Linked DNA regions of Homo sapiens: region 2 is linked to region 1. A link is a loop called in an ENCODE intact Hi-C map of the cell type or tissue named here. Cell type or tissue: sigmoid colon. All regions are shown on one strand. Each heading gives the region's core, and the rest is flanking DNA. Links, peaks and the distances in the headings are about the cores only.

Region 1 (10,586 bases), core at 1,601-9,600:
GGCTTACTGCAACCTCCACCTCCCAGGTTCAAGCGATTCTCCTGCCTCAGCCTCCCGAGTAGCTGGGACTACAGGCACATGCCACCACACCCAGGTGATTTTTTGCATTTTAAGTAGAGACGGGGTTTCACCATGTTGGCCAGGATGGTCTCCATCTCTTGACCTCATGATCCACCTGCCTTGGCCTCTCAAAGTGCTGGGATTACAGGCATGAGCCACCGAGTCCGGCCTGAATTGTTCTATAATTTAATAATTAAATCCAAAAATTAGCTGAGCATGGTGGTGGGCACCTGTAATCCCAGCTGCTCAGGAGGCCAAGGCAGGAGAATTGTTTGAACCTCGGAGGCGGAGGTTGCAGTGAGTTGAGATCGCACCACGGCACTCCAGCCTGGGTGATAGAGCAAGACTCCGTCTCAGAAAATAAAAAACAAAAGCCAGGCGCCGTGGCTCACGCCTGTAATCCCAGCACTTTGGGAGGCTGAGACGGGCGGATCATGAGGTCAGGAGATCGAGACCATCCTGGCTAACATGGTGAAACCCTGTCTCTACTAAAAATACAAAAAAATTAGCTGGGCGTACTGGCGGGCGCCTGTAGTCCCAGCTACTCGGGAGGCTGAGGCAGGAGAATGGCATGAACCCGGGAGGCAGAGCTTGCAGTGAGCCGAGATAGCACCACTGCACTCCAGCCTGGGCAACAGAGCGAGCCTCCGTCTCAAAATAAATAAATAAATAAATAAAAAATAAAAAGAATTAGAGATTAAAAGATCAGAAAGCAAAGCCCAATACTTCCACACATATTTCTTCCACACCCCGCCTTTGGCAACCAGAATGATCTAAAACCCAAACTGCATCATGTCACTTTGCCCCACCTCCTCCAGCGCTTCTCACCACTCCTAATTAGCCTTCACCCTGCACGATCTGGCCCCTGCAGGCTCCATCTCTCTCCCACCCCCACTCCCACCCGTCCCAGGCTGATCATCTCTCTCCCGCCCCCACTCCCACCCCTCCGAGGCTGATCAGACCACCGTGTGCCCCAGCTCTGCTGTCACTCATCCCTTCGTGCCTTCAGGAAATGTGGGGCCTCTCTCTGGGCCACTACAGGCAATGAGGATACAATGGGAACAGGACAGAGAAAGTTCCTTTTCTCAAAGAATTTTCATTTTAGTGGGGAAACAAACAGTAAACAAGGCAACAAATCCAGCTAAATATAGATTGTGGGTAAGAAAAATAATAAACAAACAGGGGCTGGGCTCAGTGGCTCACACCTGTAATCCCAGCACTTTGGGAGGCTGAGGCAGGAGGATCGCTGGAGCCCAGGAGTTGAAGACCAGCTTGGGCAACAAGGTGAGACCACGTCTCTACAAAAAATTAACAGATTGGCCAGGCATGGTGGCATGTGCCTATGGTCCCAGCTACTCAGGAGGCTGAGGTGGGAGGATCACTTGAGCCCAGGAGGTCAAGGCTGCAGTGAGCTATGATCACGCCACTGCACTCCAGCCTGGGCAATACAAAAAGACCAACTCAAAAAAAAAAAAAAAAAAGAGAGAGAGAGAGAGAAAGAAAGAAATAAACATGGTGTTAGTGTAGGGAGCAATGGGAGGCAGAACAGGATATTAGGTGGTCCTTCCAGGCAAAGCCAATAGGCGTTCAAATCTCAGATTGGGGGTTCACATCTCTGGCCAAATGCCCCTTCCCATCAAAGCCCTTCCTGACCTCCCAAGTGAGGTGTTAGCCTATTGCTGATATCCTAACAACCCACCAATCCCTTTTCTGACACTGATCATAATTTTTTTTTATTTATTTTATTTTATTTGTGAGACGGAGTTTTGTTCTCGTCGCCCAGGCTGGAGTGCAGTGGCACAATCTCAGCTCACTGCAACCTCTGCCTCCCGGGTTCAAACAATTCTCCTGCCTCAGCCTCCCAAGTAGCTGGGATTACAGGTATGCGCCACCACGCCCTGCTAATTTGGTGTTTGCAATAGAGATGGGGTTTCTCCATGTTGGTTGGGCTGGTCTCGAACTCCCGACCTCAGGTGATCTGGCCGCCTCAGCCTCCCAAAGTGCTGAGATTACAGGCGTGAGCCACTGCACCCGACCCATAATTACATTGAAATAAACATAACATTGGCCGCTTGCTGTCAGTTTCCCTCCCTACAATGGAAGCTCCTGTGCCCCTCCCAGCCGCTCTAGGCACTCAGTCAATATTTGTTAAAGGCAGAAAACGTGCTGCTTACATGATTTCCAACCAGCTTCTGAATTCCATAAATCTAATCAGAGCAATACCCGGGGACAAATTTTACCCAGATGAGACACCCTTATACTGTAGATATATCTAGGAAATGTTTTTTCTGTACACACTGTGCCTCTCAATATTGAAAATGCTACAAAGTGCTCGCTTCGGCAGTGCACAGACTAAAACTGGAACGACACAGAGAAGATGAGCAGGGCACCTAATTTTAAAAATGCTAACGAAAATGTTAGAAAAACCATAAATGGGGCTGGGCGCAGTGGCTCACGCCTGTAATCCCAGCACTTTGGGAGGCCGAGGCGGGTGGATCACAAGGTCAGGAGATCGAGACCATCCTGTCTAACATGGTGAAACCCCATCTCTACTAAAAATACAAAAAAAAAAAAAAAAAAAAATTAGCCAGTCGTGGTGGCAGGCGCCTGTAGTCCCAACTACTCGGAAGGCTGAGGCATGAGAATGGCATGAACCCGGGAGGTGGAGCTTGCAGTGAGCCGAGATCGCACCACTGCACTCCACGCTGGGTGACAGAGCAAGACTCCGTCTCAAAAAAAAGAAAAAAGAAAAACTATAAATGGGATGGAAGACCGCAGTGCCTGAAACACTTATTTAAATGATAGCATCACCATTTAAAAACAAAAATTAGTCAGGTGCGATGGCTCCCACCTGTAATCCCAGCACTATGGGAGGCAGAGGTAGGTGGATCACTTGAGCCCAGGAGTTCGAGACCAGCCTGGCCAACATGGTGAAACCCTGTCTCTACTAAAAATACAAAAATTAGCCGGGCATGGTGGCATGCACCTGTAATCCCAGCTACTCTGGAGGCTGAGACAGGAAAATCTATTCAACCTAGGAGGCAGAAGTTGCAGTGAGCCGATATCATGCCACTGTGCTCCAGCCTGGGTGACGGAGTGAGACCCCATCTCAAAAAATAAATAAAGGCTGGGCATGGTGGCTCACGCCTGTAATCCCAGCACTTTGGGAGGCTGAGGTGGGCGGATCACCTGAGGTCGGGAGTTTGAGACCAGCCTGACCAACATGGTGAAACACCGTCTCTACTAAAAATACAAAATTAGCTGGGTGTGGTGGCACATGCCTGTAATCCCAGCTACATGGGAGGATGAGCCAGAAGAATTGCTTGAGCCCGGGATGCGGAAGTTGCAGTGAGCCGAGATCATGCCATTGTACTCCAGCCTGGGTAACAAGATCGAAACTCCATCTCAAAATAAAAAAAAAATAAAAACAAAAACAAAAAATAGCTTAAAATCACAAAGAAATCCACTTGAAAACAAATAATAAATTTTCTTTTTTTTTTTTTGAGATGGAGTTTCGCTCTTGTTGCCCAGCTAATTTTTGTATTTTTACTACAGATGGGGTTTCACCATGCTGGCCAGGCTGGTCTTGAACTCCTGACCTCGTGATCGGCCCTCCTCGGCCTCCCACAGTGCTGGGATTACAGGCGTGAGCCACCGACCTGGCCTAAATTTTCTTTTTTTTATAGAGATAGGAGTCTTGCTACATTGCCCAGGTTGGGCTCAAACGCCTGGTCTCAAGCGATCCTCCCGCCTGGGCCTCCCAAAGTGCTGAGATTACTGGCATGAGCCACCAGGCCCAGACTAAGATAATGAACTTTTAAAATTCAATGTAAACAAGGCAAACAGCATCAAGTGTGCATGACATTCTGGGCCAATGGAGGCTGGAGTGGGCAGAGAGAAAACCAGGCTATCCTGTAGTCCTGATCTTGGCACGCCAGCAGATTTTCAGCCTTACATCCTGCAACATAACTCAGGAAGTAAGCTAACGGTGAAAGTCAAGGTGTCATTCAAACTAAGATGTGTTGCCTGACTTCTCTGACAATTTGATTGGAAGCCTCTGGATTTGGGGAAAGAGGATTTTGGTTTCAATTTTATTTCCTTTCTACATGCTTCCTCTTGGTGTATAACTGCCTTGCCCTCTTGTGATGACAGTCTGGGAGCTTAGCCTCAGTGTGTATTTAATTTCCTGAGATTTGAAGGATTTGCTGGGAGGAATTCTCCGTGGCTACTCTATGCCCTTTCACAAGAGCCTGTGGTTTCCCCAGCACTCCCTGGTTCCCCAACATTGCTGTTTTTCAGTCCCAGGGGAGCGGCTGGAGTTTTTAAGTTCTGAGCTCTGTTTGGGCCCAAGTCCAATAGGTCACAAAAGGCTCAGTCTAAAAAAAAGAAATGTCCTGACAGTGCAGCTTTGCCCTAAGAGTCACCTCCATCTCTGGTTCTCCTGGCATTCCATCAGTTAGAGGAGAGCCCTAGCAGCGCCAAAAGGCCTCCTGTAGAGTGGGGGTTTTTGGAGAATTATGAAAGGAACCGTGTTCTGTACTTATTAAAAATTAGTTTCTAAACTGTGTTATGTGATGGGAGGGATGTGTGTCATAGTGATTACAAGGAAAACATGAAGATTACAAAGGAACAATCCTATGGAAAAACCGCGGAGACATTTCAAGAAAAGTGTATATTTCAAGAGGAGTGTGTATTTTCTCCTCCGGAAAAATAAAAGACCTGTGAATAATGATTGAAAAAACAGACAAGACCGCTCCATCAGTTTAAAGGGGGAATAGGGGAGAGATGGCCAATTCAAACATTTTTTCCAAATTACATGGAAAGAAAAACACTGTGTTAAGTTGTGAATCTGTATACGTTAATACTATCGTTAAAACCAACTGCTTGGCCAGACGCGGTGGCTCACACCTGTAATCCCAGCACTTTGGGAGGCTGAGGCAAGCGGATCACTTGAAGTCAGGAGTTTGAGACCAGCCTGGTCAACGTGGCGAAACCCCATCTCTACTGAAAATACAAGTATTAGCCAGGTGTGGTGGCACACGCTTGTAGTCCCAGCTACTCGGGAGGTTGAGGCAGGAGAATCACTTGAACCTGGGAGCCTGACATTGCAGTGAGCTGAGATCACACCACTGTACTCCAGTCTGGGTGACAGAGTGAGACTCCATCTCAAAAACAAAAAACAAGAAACAAAACAAAGAATGGTCAAAGCACTTGTGAATCTGAAGTACCTACTTTCTTTTCTTCTTATTTTTTTAGAAACAGGATTTCACTCTGTCCCCCGGGGCTGGAGTACATTGACTTGATCATGGTTCACTGTGGCTTCAACCTCATGGGCTCAACCGATTCTCCTGCCTCAGCCTCCCGAGTAACTGGGACTACTGTCGCGTACCACCACAACTGGATAATTTAAAAAATTTTTTTTGTAGAGATGGGGTCTCACCATGTTGCCCAGGCTGGTCTCAAACTCCTCGGCTTGAGGGATCCTCCCACCTTAGCCTCCCAAAGTTCTGGGATCATCATTATTGAATATTATGACAATTTGGGCTATGGGAGGAAAGATTGGGTAGAAAAACAGCCCATAAGAATGCTCAAAACCCTTGCAAGGTTGAAGTATTTACTTTTTCTTTTTTGAGACAGGGTCTTGCTGCAGACCAGGTTGGAGTGCAGTGGTGTGATCAGAGATCACTGCAGCCTGCACCTCCTGGGCTCAAGCACTCCTCCGCCTCAGCTTCCTGAGTAGCTGGAACTGCAGGTGCGCGCCACCACGCCCGGCTACTTTTTTAATTTTTATTTTTGTAGAGACGGGGATCTCACTTTGTTGCCCAGGCTGGTCTCGAACTCCTGGGCTTAATCGCTCTTCCGGTCTCTGTCCCCCAAAGTGCTGGGATTAGAGGGGTGAGCCACCGCACCGGCCTTGAGTCCCTATTTTCCTGGAATGAACATTGCATTTCATCTGACAAAAGGACGGTTTCAGTTTCCTCCTCTGCAAAATGGGGTGGGGGTGGAATTCCCATCTTGCAGCCGAGAATTCCCTGATAATAAACGTCGAGTACCGAGCGCGGTTGAGGCGCAGGAGCCTACCCAACGGGAGCAGCTCACTAGGACATTCAGAGCAATCTGGAAAAGTGGGCACGGGCAGCCCCAGACGTCATCCCCGGACCCCGCTGCCCAGCAGCGCCCGGACGCCAGCGTTGTCCGTGTCCCAACACCGAAGCCCGCGTTTGGCCGCAACCCCTCCAGGCCCTGCTCCTCCCACGCCGCCGCGGAGCGGATCTTCCACAGAAACCACACACAAACGTCCGTTCCGAGAGCGACCTGCTTTCTCGGAAGGCGTCGCGGCCACAGCTCGCCTTCCTGTCGCTCCCAGGCCGGGCGCCAGGTCTCCCATAGCAACCGCGGCCTCCAGCGATGGCCGCCAGGGCACCACCGGAACCCTCTTCGCAGGCACAGAGAGGCGCGGGTACGTAACTTCCGCTCGCGCCCGGCGGAAGCCAGGGGGCGGGGCTTGCGTGGCGGCGTCAAGGGGCGGTGCCTCGGGTGGCGGGAAGAGGAGGCGCGAGAATGGAGGTGGAGGCCGTCTGTGGTGGCGCGGGCGAGGTGGAGGCCCAGGACTCTGACCCTGCCCCTGCCTTCAGCAAGGCCCCCGGCAGCGCCGGCCACTACGAACTGCCGTGGTGAGGTCCCAGGCCGTAAAGAATGGGCGCGTTTGGACGTGAGGGTGGGCGAGTGGCGGGCCGTGCTCCGGAGAAACTCGGGGGTCAGGGGCTCGTTTTGGGGAATCCCGAGGGAGGAGGAGGCCCCGGGTGGCATCGAGATGATTTCAAGAAGGCGACGGACATGGATCGAGAGTGGCCGGTCTAAACTCTGCGAGCGGAGTCTCGCTCACTACAATGCTTATGACAATTAGGGCTACCCCGGGTGGCCACCTACTCTGACCTAGTTGGTTTTTTCAAAAGTTTTTGTGTATAGTAGTGTATGACCTAGTGTTTTCAAAAACTTCAATCTTTTAAAAAAAATATCGATTACATGTTGAAAATAATATTTTGACTGTTAGGTTCAATAACATTTACATTTGAAATTTTTTTAAAAAAATCAAGACGGGGGTTTTGCTGTGTTGCCCAGGCTGATGTCCAGCTCCTTGGCTCAAGTGATCCCCCTGCCTCAGCCTCCTAAGTAGATGGGACTACAGGCACGCACCACCATGCCCAGTTAATTTTTTTTTTTTAGATGGAGTCACACTTTGTCACACAGGCTGGAGTGCAGTGGTGTGATTTCTGCTCACTACAACCTGCATCTCCCTGGTTCAATCAATTCTGCCTCAGCCTTCCTAGTAGCTGGGATTACAGGCATGTACCATCACACCCTGCTAATTTTGTGTTTTTAGTAGAGGCTGGGTTTCACCATGTTGGCCAGGCTGGTCTCGAAGTCCTGATCTCAAGTGATCCGTCCGCCTCGCCTTCCCAAAGTGCTGGGATTACAGGCATGAGCCACTGTACCCAGCCTAGGCCTACGGTGTCTAGCCAGCTATGCTGTGTATTTGGCACACGTCTGCAGAAACTGGCAGGTAATCCTTGCCTGGCATGGTGGCTCACGCCAGTAATCCCAGCACTTTGGGAGGCTGAGGTGGGCAGATCACCTGAGGTTGGTAGTGACCCAAGATCGCACCATTGCACTCCAGCCTGGGCAACAAGAGCAAAACTCTGTCTCCAAAAAAAAAAAAAAGAAAAGAAACTGGCAGGTAAGGGATGAGAAAGGAGCTTGGTTGCACCCATGTTGTCACACCAAATGATGTCAGTGCTGTATGTGCTGGGCCTCTTGTGACGGGCGGACAGGGTTGCAGCACAGTGTCACATTGCTCCAGATGACCTGTGCTGGCCGTGCTCCAGCAGCAACAGGTGTTTCTCTGCTGTGGCAGGTTTGAAGCCTATGCTGTACAATTCTCATGCCTTTAACTTTTCAAATGGCACTTGGGCATCTTATTACATTTTATTTATTTATTATTTATTTTTGAAACAGAGTCTCACTCTGTAGCCCGGGCTGGAGTATAGTGGCATGCATGATCTCAGCTCACTGCAACTTCTGCCTCCCAGGTTCGAGCTACTGTGCCTTAGCCTCCCAAGTAGCTGGGATTACAGACGCACACCACCACATCCAGCTAATTTTTGTATTTTAAGTAGAGATGAGGTTTCACCATGTTGGCCAGACTGGGCTCAAACTCCTGACCTCAATTGATCCACCCGCCTCAGCCTCACAAAGTGCTAGGATTACAGGTGTGAGCCACTGCGCCTGGCTGTCATCTTATTACATTTAAAACTTGCAACCATTTGGCATAGTTGTACTGAATGTATGTAATTTTTTAACAAAGCTCTCAGGATAACCCTTAGGTGCTTTTTGTGGGGTAGTGTGAAGATAACCATGTCAGCATTTTTATGCATTTTCTTAACAGGGTTGAAAAATATAGGCCAGTAAAGCTGAATGAAATTGTCGGGAATGAAGACACCGTGAGCAGGCTAGAGGTGAGTGGCTTTTTTTTTTTTTGAGACAGAGTCTCGCTCTGTCGCCCAGGCTGGAGTGCAGTGGTGCGATCTCCGCTCACTGCAAGCTCCGCCTCCCGGGTTCATGCCATTCTCCTGCCTCAGCCTCCCCAGTAGCTGGGACTACAGGTGCCCACCACCACACCCAGCTAATTTTTTGTATTTTTAGTAGAGACGGGGTTTCACCGTGTTAGCCAGGATGGTCTCAATCTCCTGACCTCATGATCCTCCCGCCTCGGCCTCCCAAAGTGCTGGGATTACAGGCGTGAGCCACCACACCTGGCCTTTTTTTTTTTTTTTTTTTTTTTTTTTGAGATGGAGCCTCCCTCTGTCGCCCAGGCTGGAGCGCATTGGCGTAATCTGGCCTCTCTGCAAGCTCTGCCTGCTGGGTTCACGCCATTCTCCTGCCTCAGCCTCCGGAGTAACTGGGACTACAGGCGCCCGCCACCATGCCTGGCTAATTTTTTTTGTATTTTTAGTAGAGATGGGGTTTCACCGTGTTAGCCAGGATGGTCTCGATCTCCTGACCTCGTGATCTGCCCACCTCGGCCTCCCAAAGTGCTGGGATTACAGGCGTGAACCACCGCGCCCGGCCTTTTTTTTTTTTTTTTTTGAGATGGAGTCTCGCTCTGTCGCCCAGGCTGGAGTGCAGTGGCGCCATCTCAGCTCACTGCAAGCTCCGCCTCCTGGGTTTAAGCAATTCTTCTGCCTCAGCCTCCCCAGTAGCTGGGACTACAGGCACACGCCACCACGCCTGGCTAATTTTTTTATTTTTAGTAGAGATGGGGTTTCACCGTGTTGGCCAGGCTGGTCTTGAACTCCTGACCTCGTGATCCGCCTGCCTCGGCCTCCCAAAGTGCTGGGATTACAGGCGTGAGCCACCACGAGCGGCCTTGAGTAGGTTTTTAAAAGATGACCTAAGGCTGGGCACAGTGGCTTACACCTGTAATCCCAGCACCTTGGGAGGCTAAGGCGGGCAGATTACTTGAGGCCAGGTGTTTGAGATCAGCCTGGGCAATGTGGTGAAACCAGTCTCTACGAAAAAATTTAAGAATGAGCTGGGTGTGGTGGCACATGCCTGTAGAGTCTGAGGTTCAAACTGGGCATGGTGACAAGTGCCTGTAATCCCAGCTACTCGAGGCCAAGGCAGGAGGATCCCTTGAGCCCAGGAGTTTGACGCTGCAGTGAGCTATGATCACGCCACTGCACTCTAGCCTAGGTGACAGAGTGGACACCCTTACTTTGAGAAACAAAAAGAGTTTGGGCTTCATAGTGAGGGCAGGGAGGAGTCAAGGATTTCAGTTAGGGAAAAATGTTTTAATAGGGCCGGGTGTGGTGGCTCACACCTGTAATCCCAGCACTTTGGGAGGCCAAGGCGAGTGGATCACCTAAGGTCAGGAGTTCACGACCAGCCTGGCCAACATGGCAAAACCCCGTCTCTACTAAAAATAAAAATTAGGCAGGCATGGTGGTGGGCGTCTGTAATCCCAGCTACTCAGGAGGCTGAGGCAGGAGAATCGCTTGAACCCGGGAGGCGGAGGTTGCAGTGAGCCGAGATTGTGCCATTGTACTCCAGCCTGGGCAACAAGAGCAAAGCTCCATCTCAAAAAAAAAAATGTTTTAATAGGTGTGTACTTTAGGAAAGTGGTCGTGGTTACAGGATGGGAAATGGATTTGAATGGGAGCATGGAGACCACTTAATGGCCCATTGATAGCAATCAGACGAGATAATGGGCTTAAGAAAGTGGTAGCCGGGATGGAGAGAAGGGATGGAGAGAAGTAAAGGACGCTGGAGACGAAGGAGGAGGATGGTGAAGCCCTGGTTATTGAAGTACTCAGGGTGAGGATGAGGCCAAACCAAGATGATGGCAACCTCAACTTCATGGCATAGACAGTCCATGGTGGGAAACATGGGTGGGGCCTCAGGTTTGTACAGGAGAATGAAGTGTTCAGTTTTGAAGATGCCGAGGTGAGTACCTGTAGTCCCAGCTA
Region 2 (8,000 bases), core at 1-8,000, 140 kb before region 1:
CTGGGCCCTGCTCTCCTTCCATCACCTCTACAGTGGCTGAGCCCAATGTCTGGGCAGGAGGGTGGTGGGGGGCTTCAGGACAGCTTTCCCAGGCAAGGGCCTGTCCTCCTGGACCCCACGCCCTCCATATCGTGACGTTCACCAGGCTCAGGCTTGTCCTGAGTGCTCATCACAGGAGGATGGGATGGGGATGGGGTGGTTTCTTTATTCTTTTTTTTTTGAGACAAAGTCTCACTCTGTCGCCCAGGCTGCAGTGCAGTGGCGCAATCTCAGCTCACTCCAACCTCCGCCTCCTGGGTTCAAGTGATTCTCCTGCCTCAACCTCCCAAGTAGCTGGGATTACAGGCACACTCCACCATGCCCGGCTAATTTTTGTATTTTTAGCAGAGATGGGGTTTCGCCATGTTGGCCAGGCTGGTCTCGTACTCTTGACCTCAAGTGATCCGCCTGCCTCAGCCTCCCAAAGTGCTGGGATTACAGGTGTGAGCCATTGCGCCTGGCCAAGGGATGGGGATGGTCCTGTGCTATGCTACCAGCATCACCTGCCTACCCCAACCCGTCTCTGCAGACTCAGTGAAGTCAGGTTCCTATTCATAATAGAAAAGAAATCTCGACCGGGCGCAGTGGCTGACACCTGTAATCCCACCACTTTGGGAGGCCGAGGCAGGAGGATCACAAGGTCAGGAGTTCGAGACCATCCTGCCTAACACGGTGAAACCCTGTCTCTACTAAAAATACAAAAAAATTAGCCAGGCGTGGTGGCGGGTGCCTGTAGTCCCAGCTACTTGGGAGGCTGAGGCAGGAGAATGGTGTGAACCAGGGAGGCAGAGCTTACAGTGAGCTGAGATCGCGCCACTGCACTCCAGCCTGGGCAACAGAGCGAGACTCTGTCTCAAAAAAAAAAAAAAAAAACAAAAAAAACTCAGCCACCCAGAATCCCAGGCTTGCTGTAGACTTTCAAGTTCTTGTCTCCTTCCTGAGACTGATGTGTGAAGCCCCACTGCAGGACCCTGAGCAAGGAACTGGCTTGTGGTTGATTACTCCTCTGAACAGGGAGCTCTTTACCTGTATTGGCTCATCCTGCCTCTGGACAGGTCAGATAGGAAGTTTTCCTTTGCACCGTATCACACAGACTGCCACATAGGCAGCCATGATGTCTGCAAAAGCGGCTAGCCAGGGTCCCTCCACCTGCCTGTGGTCCTAGAAGATTTCAAATCCTCACCATGACTCAGCTGTCCCTGGGGTCATTCCAGGAGGTCTCCAGTCTCCATGGCCTGACAGCAAGGCTAGCCCAGCCCCACCCGGACTAGTGCCCCTGCCCCTAGGCCACCCCTACCCCACATACCAGCCCGGTCAGCTTTTCACGCAGGCCCCGGATGTCATCCTTGAGTTTCTGCTCCTTGATCCGCCACTCAGCCTTGTGTACCTCACGGCTCAGGTCCCTCTCCGGCCCTGGGGAGTGACGATTGGCCTCCAGCAGCAACACCCGCAGTTCGTTCAGGCTCCTGGGGGTGAGGCGGGCACAGAACCACTGCACTCAGCCCTGGCTCCTCCAGCTCCCACACTCTAGCAATTTGCCAAGTGTCCAGGGGCTGACCAACTGGTGGGGGACATGGGCTACTAGATGGCATCTGTGCCACGAGGGGCCACAGTAGACACAATTCAACCAAAGCCCAAGAGGGGCCAGGATTTGGGGCTGGGATGGTCCTGAGGACTTGACCTTTCCTAGAGTACTTTTTAAAGTTGTTGTGGGGGGAGTGCAGAGCACAGTGGCTCACGCCTGTAATCCCAGCACTTCAGAAGGCCGAGGTGGGCGGATCATTTGAGGTCAGGAGTTTGAGACCAGCCTGGCCAACATGGTGAAACCCCATCTCTACTAAAAATACAAAAATTAGCCAGTCGTGGTGGTAAGTGCCTGTAATCCCAGGTACTCGGGCAGCTGAGGCAGGAGAATCACTTGGACCTGGAAGGTGGAGGTTGCAGTGAGCCAAGATCGTGCCATTGCACTCCAGCCTGGGCAACAGAGCAAGGCTGTCTCAAAGAAAATAATAATAAATAAAATTTTTAAAGAAAAGACAATATATTTGTTTAATTAAAACACACACACACACACACACATAACCCCAAAACATTTACCCAAGAAATCTCATGAGGCAAGACATTTTATCTATTTTTAAAAAATAGAGACAGGGTCTTGCTATGTCGCCCAGGGTCATCTTGAACTCCTGGCCTCAAGTGATCCTCCCGCCTTGGCTTCCCAAAACGCTGGGATTACAAGTTTGAGCCACCACCCCTGGCCAGCAAGACATTTTAAATACCTGATGTCAAATGGGTTTTATCTCCCATGTCACCTCTTAATCAACTGACAGGATCTACCTGGAGTACTATGATGATAATGGTTCTGAGGCCACATTTGGGGTCTGCAGGAAACAGTGCAGTGATCGATTGGTAATGCCTGCCATGGGCATAGGCAGGAGCACATGCACCCCTATGCCCTAGCGTTTTCCCTTGCCTGCAACTACTACAGAGGGGAAAACTCCCTTACTAGGTGGCCACGGGTAGAGAACAGTGGAAATCTGCTGGCACAGCTCCCTTCCCTTTCCTCCTCCTTTCTGCTATGATGTATGATGTGATGGCTGGACTTTCAGCAGCCACCTTGCAATCATGAGGCGGGGAGCACTGCAAAGGTGTTGGCACTGAGATCTTAAGCTCCTGAACCAACTGCCAGTCACAGCTACCTCCAGATTTCTTGTTATGTAAGAAAAGGAAATCTCTGCTACTTTAATCTGCTGTTTGATGGATGTGACATCACTGTCACCAAAGCATTCCTAGCTGATCTCCCACCTCCATCCTAAGCACTGCAGGAGTGTGGAGGAGCCCACGGTGGCCTGTATCAATCAAGAAAGGCTTCAAGGAAGAGGTGACAATGTGCTAAGCCCTGAAGAATGAACTGGACTTAGCAAACTGGCCAAAAAGAAGGTATCTCTGGCCAGGCATGGTGGCTTATGCCTGTAATCCCAGCACTTTGGGAGGCTGAGGAGGACAGATCACCTGAGGTCAGGAGTTTGAGACCAGCCTGGCCAACATAGCAAAACCCTATCTCTACTCAAAATACAAAAATTAGCTGGGTGTGGTAGCACATGCCTGTAATCCCAGCACTTTGGGAGGCCAAGGCGGGCAGATTACTTGAGGTCATGAGTCAAGACCAGCCTGTCAACATGGTGAAACCCCATCTCTACTAAAAATACAAAATTAGCTGGGCGTGGTAGTGCATGCCTGTAATCCCAGCTACTTGAGAGGCTGGGGCAGGAGAATTGCTTGAACCCAGGAGGCAGAGGTTGCGGTGAGCCAAGATTGCGCCACTGCACTCCAGCCTGGGTCACAGAGCAAAACTCCGTCTCAGAAAAAAAAAAAAGAAGAAGAAAAAGAAGGTATCCTAGAAGGGAGGAATCTCATAACTGATGAGAACTGAAGGATGGAAGGAGGCTGTTGACAGCTGTTGACAGCAGGGAGACGGGGATGAGGCCAGGCTCTGGGAAAGAGGAAATGTGGCTTCAGATGACAGGGAAAATTCAGAGACAATGGATAAAGACCCAAAACTCCAGAAAGTTCTATCGAGACTCAGCAGAGGGGCATCCTGTGGCTGAGACAGGGCAGAAAGCTTCCTCGGAGAAGGTGAGACCAGGCAGGGCACCAAGAATAACTTTTCCACTTAGGATGGGAGACAGGGGAGGGAGGGCAGCCCTGGAACCCTGGCCAGGGGCCTGGCTGGTTTGTTCCTACTGGAAAAGGCACAGGCTGCATCTGCAGAGGGCAGTGTTGTTCTGGAAAATTCCTAGATTGCCTCATCGCATCTGTTTCCCTCCTGGGCAGGGCTACAGTTTCTAGAAAGGTGTTAGATTTGTAGCAAATGTAGCTAGAGCAACTCCTAATCTGTATAGAAGGAAAGGAGATGGCATTTCTTCTTTTACAAAAGGATGTCTGTGCTTCAAAGAGATTCCTTTAACTCGGGTTGAAATGCAAATGCTGGGCCCGGGGCGGTGGCCCACGCCTGTGCTCCCAGCACTTTGGGAGGCCGAGGCAGGTGGATCACCTGAGGTCGGGAGTTTGAGACCAGCCTGACCAACATGGAGAAACCCTATCTATACTAAAAATACAAAATTAGCCCGGCATGGTGGCGCATGCCTGTAATCCCAGCTACTTGGGAAGCTGGGGCAGGAGAATTGCTTGAACCCAGGAGGCAGAGGTTGCGGTGAGCAGAGATTGTGCCACTGCACTCCAGCCTGGGCAACAAGAGCAAAACTCCATCTCAAAAAAAAAAAAAAAAAAAAAATAAGAAGAAAAAGAAGGTATCCCAGAAGGGAGGAATCTCATAACTGATGAGAGCTGAAGGATGGAAGGAGGCTGTTGACAGCTGTTGACAGCAGGGAGACGGGGATGAGGCCCTCTGGGAAAGAGGAAATGTGGCTTCAGATGACAGGGAAAATTCAGAGACAATGGATAAAGACCCAAAACTCCAGGAAGTTCTATCGAGACTCAGCGGAGGGGCATCCTGCGGCTGAGATAGGGCGGAAAGCTTCCTCGGAGAAAGTGAGACCAGGCAGGGCACCAATAATAACTTTTCCACTTAGGATGGGAGACAGGGGAGGGAGGGCAGCCCTGGAACCCTGGCCAGGGTCCTGGCTGGTTTGTTCCTACTGGAAAAACACAGGCTGCATCTGCAGAGGGCAGTGTTGTTCTGGAAAATTCCTAGATTGCCTCATCGCATCTGTTTCCTTCCTGGGCAGGGCTACAGTTTCTAGAAAGGTGTTAGATTTGTAGCAAATGTAGCTAGAGCAACTCTTAATCTGTATAGAAGGAAAGGAGGTAGCATTTCTTCTTTTACAAAAGGATGTCTGTGCTTCAAAGAGATTCCTTTAACTTGGGTTGAAATGCAAATGCTGGGCCCGGCAGAGTGGCTCACACCTGTATTCCCAGCACTTTGGGAGGCTGAGGCGGGTGGATCACCTGAGGTCGGGAGTTCGAGACCAGCATGACCAACATGGAGAAACCCCATCTCTACTAAAAATACAAAATTAGCCGGGCATGGTGGCACATGCCTGTAATCCCAGCTACTCATAAGGCTGAGGCAGGAGAATCACTTGAACCTAGGAGGTGGAGGTTGCAGTGAGCAGAGATTGTGCCACTGCACTCCAGCCTGGACAACAAGAGCAAAACTCCATCTCAAAAAAAAAAAGAAATGCAAATGCTGGGCCCAGTGCGGTGGCTCATGCCTGTACTCCCAGCACTTTGGGAGGCAGAGGCAGGCAGATCACTTGAGGTTAGGAGTTGGAGACCAGCCTGGCCAACACAGTGAAACCCTGTCCCTACTAAAAATTAGCTGGGCATGGTGATGGGCGCCTGTAATCCCAGCTACTCGGGAGGCTGAGGCAGGAGAATCGCTTGAACCCAGAAGGTGGAGGTTGCAGTGACCTGAGATCGCGCCACTGTACTGCAGCCTGGGCAACAGAGTAAGACTCCGTCTCAAAAAAAAAAAAAAAAAAAGCAAATGCTTACAGGGGCTGGGGAATTGGGAGTAAGAAAAATAATGAAGGGAAAGTGGGGCCTCCCCAGGAGACTCAGGGGGCCCACGCCCATCAGAAGGGGGCAGGGGCTCCCCAGCTATGATGGGGTGATCGCCATGCTGGAAGTCTGTCCTGTGTTGTTAGGTCTTGCCATTTGTTATTTTTTAAAATTGTGTTTATTACTATTATTATTTTTGAGACAGAGTTTCACTCTTGTTGCCCAGGCTGGAGTGCAATGGCACGATCTTGGCTCACTGCAACCTCCACCTCCTAGTTCAAGTGATTCTCCTGCCTGAAGTAGCTGGGATTACAGGCGTGCTTCACCATACCTGGATAATTTTTGTATTTTTAGTAGATATGGGGTTTCATCATCTTGGCCAGGCTGGTCTCGAACTCCTGACCTCAGGTGATCTACCTGCCTCGGCCTCCCAAAGTGCTGGGATTACAGGCGTGAGCAGCCACCACACTCAGCCTTTTACTTATTGTTTTTTGAGACAGGGTCTTGCTCTGTCGCCCAGGCTGTGGTATGATCATGGCTTACTGAGTCTCCACTTCCTGGGCCCAAGTAATCCTACTACCGCAGCCTCCTGAGTAGCTGGGACCCACAGGCGTGTGCTCCACGCCCAGCTATTTTCTTTTCTTTCCTTTTCTTTTTTTTTTTTTTGAGATGGAGTCTCACTCTGTCGCCCAGGCTGGAGTGCAGCGGCGTGATCTTGGCTCACTCCAAGCTCCGCCTCCTAGGTTCACGCCATTCTCCTGCCTCAGCCTCCCCAGTAGCTGGGACTACAGGTGCCCACCACCAAGCCTGGCTAATTTTTTGTATTTTTAGTAGAGACAGGGTTTCATCGTGTTAGGCAGGATGGTCTCGATCTCCTGACCTCGTGATCTGCCTGCCTCGGCCTCCCAAAGTGCTGGGATTACAGGCGTGAGCCACTGCGCCCAGCCACGCCCAGCTATTTTTCTATTTTTTTGTAGAGATGGGGTCTTGCTGTGTTGCCCAGGCTGGTCTTGAACTCCTGAGCTCAAGTGATCCTCCAGTCTCCGCCTCCCAAAGTGCTGGGATTTCAGGTGTGAGCCACCATGCCATGCCAGATCTTCCCATTTTTTAAGGGAATGTGGAGAAATCTGGCTTTTCTGTAACATTTGATTTTTATTTTCTTTAATTAATTAACCTTTTTTTTTCTTCTTCTTCTTTGAGACAGAGTCTCACTCTATTGCCCAGGCTGGAGTGCAGTGGCACAATCTCGACTCACTGCAACCTCTGCCTCCCGGGTTCAAGTGACTCTCCTGCCTCAGCCTCCTGAGTAGCTGGGACTACAGGTGTGTGCCACCATGCCTGGCTAATTTTTGTATTTTTAGTAGAGACGGGGTTTCGCCATGTTGACCAGGCTGGTCTCAAGCTCCTGAGCTCAAGTGATCTGCCTGCCTTGGCCTCCCAGAGTGCTGGTATTACAGGGGTGAAGCACTGCGCCTGGCCCCATCTTCTGATTTTTAATTGTTAGTCTAATTTCTTAAAGGCTCAGAGGGACCACACAAACCATGTCTATCGACTGAATCTAGCTCATTGGATGCTAAAGTGTGTTCTGAGGAAATCCCAGTGGGTCCCTTAAAACCTTTTCAAGGGATCTATGGCTCAAAACTATTTTTGTAATAATAACAAAACTATTTTCATTACTTCTCTTCAGAATACAATAGGTTTTTTCTGGGGCTAGTAGAAATACTAACCATGATTTGAAAAGGACATTCAAATACTCCTTTGTTTTCTAACTACATATCTATGTAAGATCAGATTTTTAGAACATAGTTCAACCAAAAGAGCAAATTGCAAAGATGGAACATGGAAAAAGATGCCAGAATCTAGTTTCTCCTATTAAGCCCCAATATTCAAGGATTTTGCAAAAATTTGAAATAATGCCACTCTTCCCAGTAAATATTTTTTGTTTTGGAAAATAGTTACTTTTTTTTTTGATGGAGTTTCGCTCTTGTTGCCCAGGCTGGTGTGTAGTGGCGCAATCTCGGCTCACTGCAACCTCCGCCTTCCGGGTTCAAGAGATTCTCCTGCCTCAGCCTCCCGAGTAGCTGGGATTACAGGTGCCTGCCAACACGCCTGGCTAATGTTTTGTATTTTTAGTAGAGACAGGGTTTCGCCATGTTGGACAGGCTGGTCTTGAACTCACGACCTCAGGTGATCTGCCCACCTCGACCTCCCAAAGTGCTGGGATTACAGGCAGAAGCCACCCCGCCCAGTCCCCCACCCACCCCCCCCACCCCGCCAGAAAATAGTTACTTTTTATCAAAAGCATGCTACTTATGTTACATGCAATTGGCTTATTAATTTTATTTTTTGAGACAGGGTCTTACTGCCACCGCCCAGGCTGCAGTGCAGTAGCAAGACCTTGGCTCACTGCAGCCTCGACTTGCCACCTAAGGTGATCC

The links. A loop is a pair of places that touch in the nucleus more often than their neighbours do. Peaks named below come from ENCODE experiments on the same cell type or tissue, not always from the same donor. Only the 100,000 strongest peaks of a DNase experiment are listed, where the experiment ranks them.
Region 2: a loop joins it to region 1, with 4 times the contacts of the local background. A loop is called at or near these places in 12 of 110 quality-filtered maps.

The regions. Positions count from the first base shown.
Region 1 is chr7:74,250,419-74,261,004 of GRCh38, reverse strand. It overlaps RFC2 (replication factor C subunit 2), which reads left to right and starts at 6,606. Exons shown (of 11, transcript NM_181471.3): 1 at 6,606-6,734; 2 at 8,507-8,576. The coding sequence starts at 6,622. RefSeq lists enhancers at 2,766-2,825, 5,148-5,197, 5,228-5,317, 6,213-6,292, 5,766-6,368 and 3 more and a silencer at 6,533-6,652. In sigmoid colon, for the core only: a CTCF peak has its summit at 6,487; a DNase peak (open chromatin) is centred at 6,494; H3K4me3 peaks cover 1,904 bases; H3K27ac peaks cover 2,073 bases.
Region 2 is chr7:74,390,579-74,398,578 of GRCh38, reverse strand. It overlaps CLIP2 (CAP-Gly domain containing linker protein 2), which reads right to left. Exons shown (of 17, transcript NM_003388.5): 14 at 1,346-1,505. Among named protein-coding and RNA genes, the nearest start is that of GTF2IRD1, 59 kb to the left of the region's middle. RefSeq lists a silencer at 2,539-2,728. In sigmoid colon, for the core only: CTCF peaks have their summits at 3,783 (motif pointing right), 4,532 and 4,732 (motif pointing right); DNase peaks (open chromatin) are centred at 3,778 and 4,708.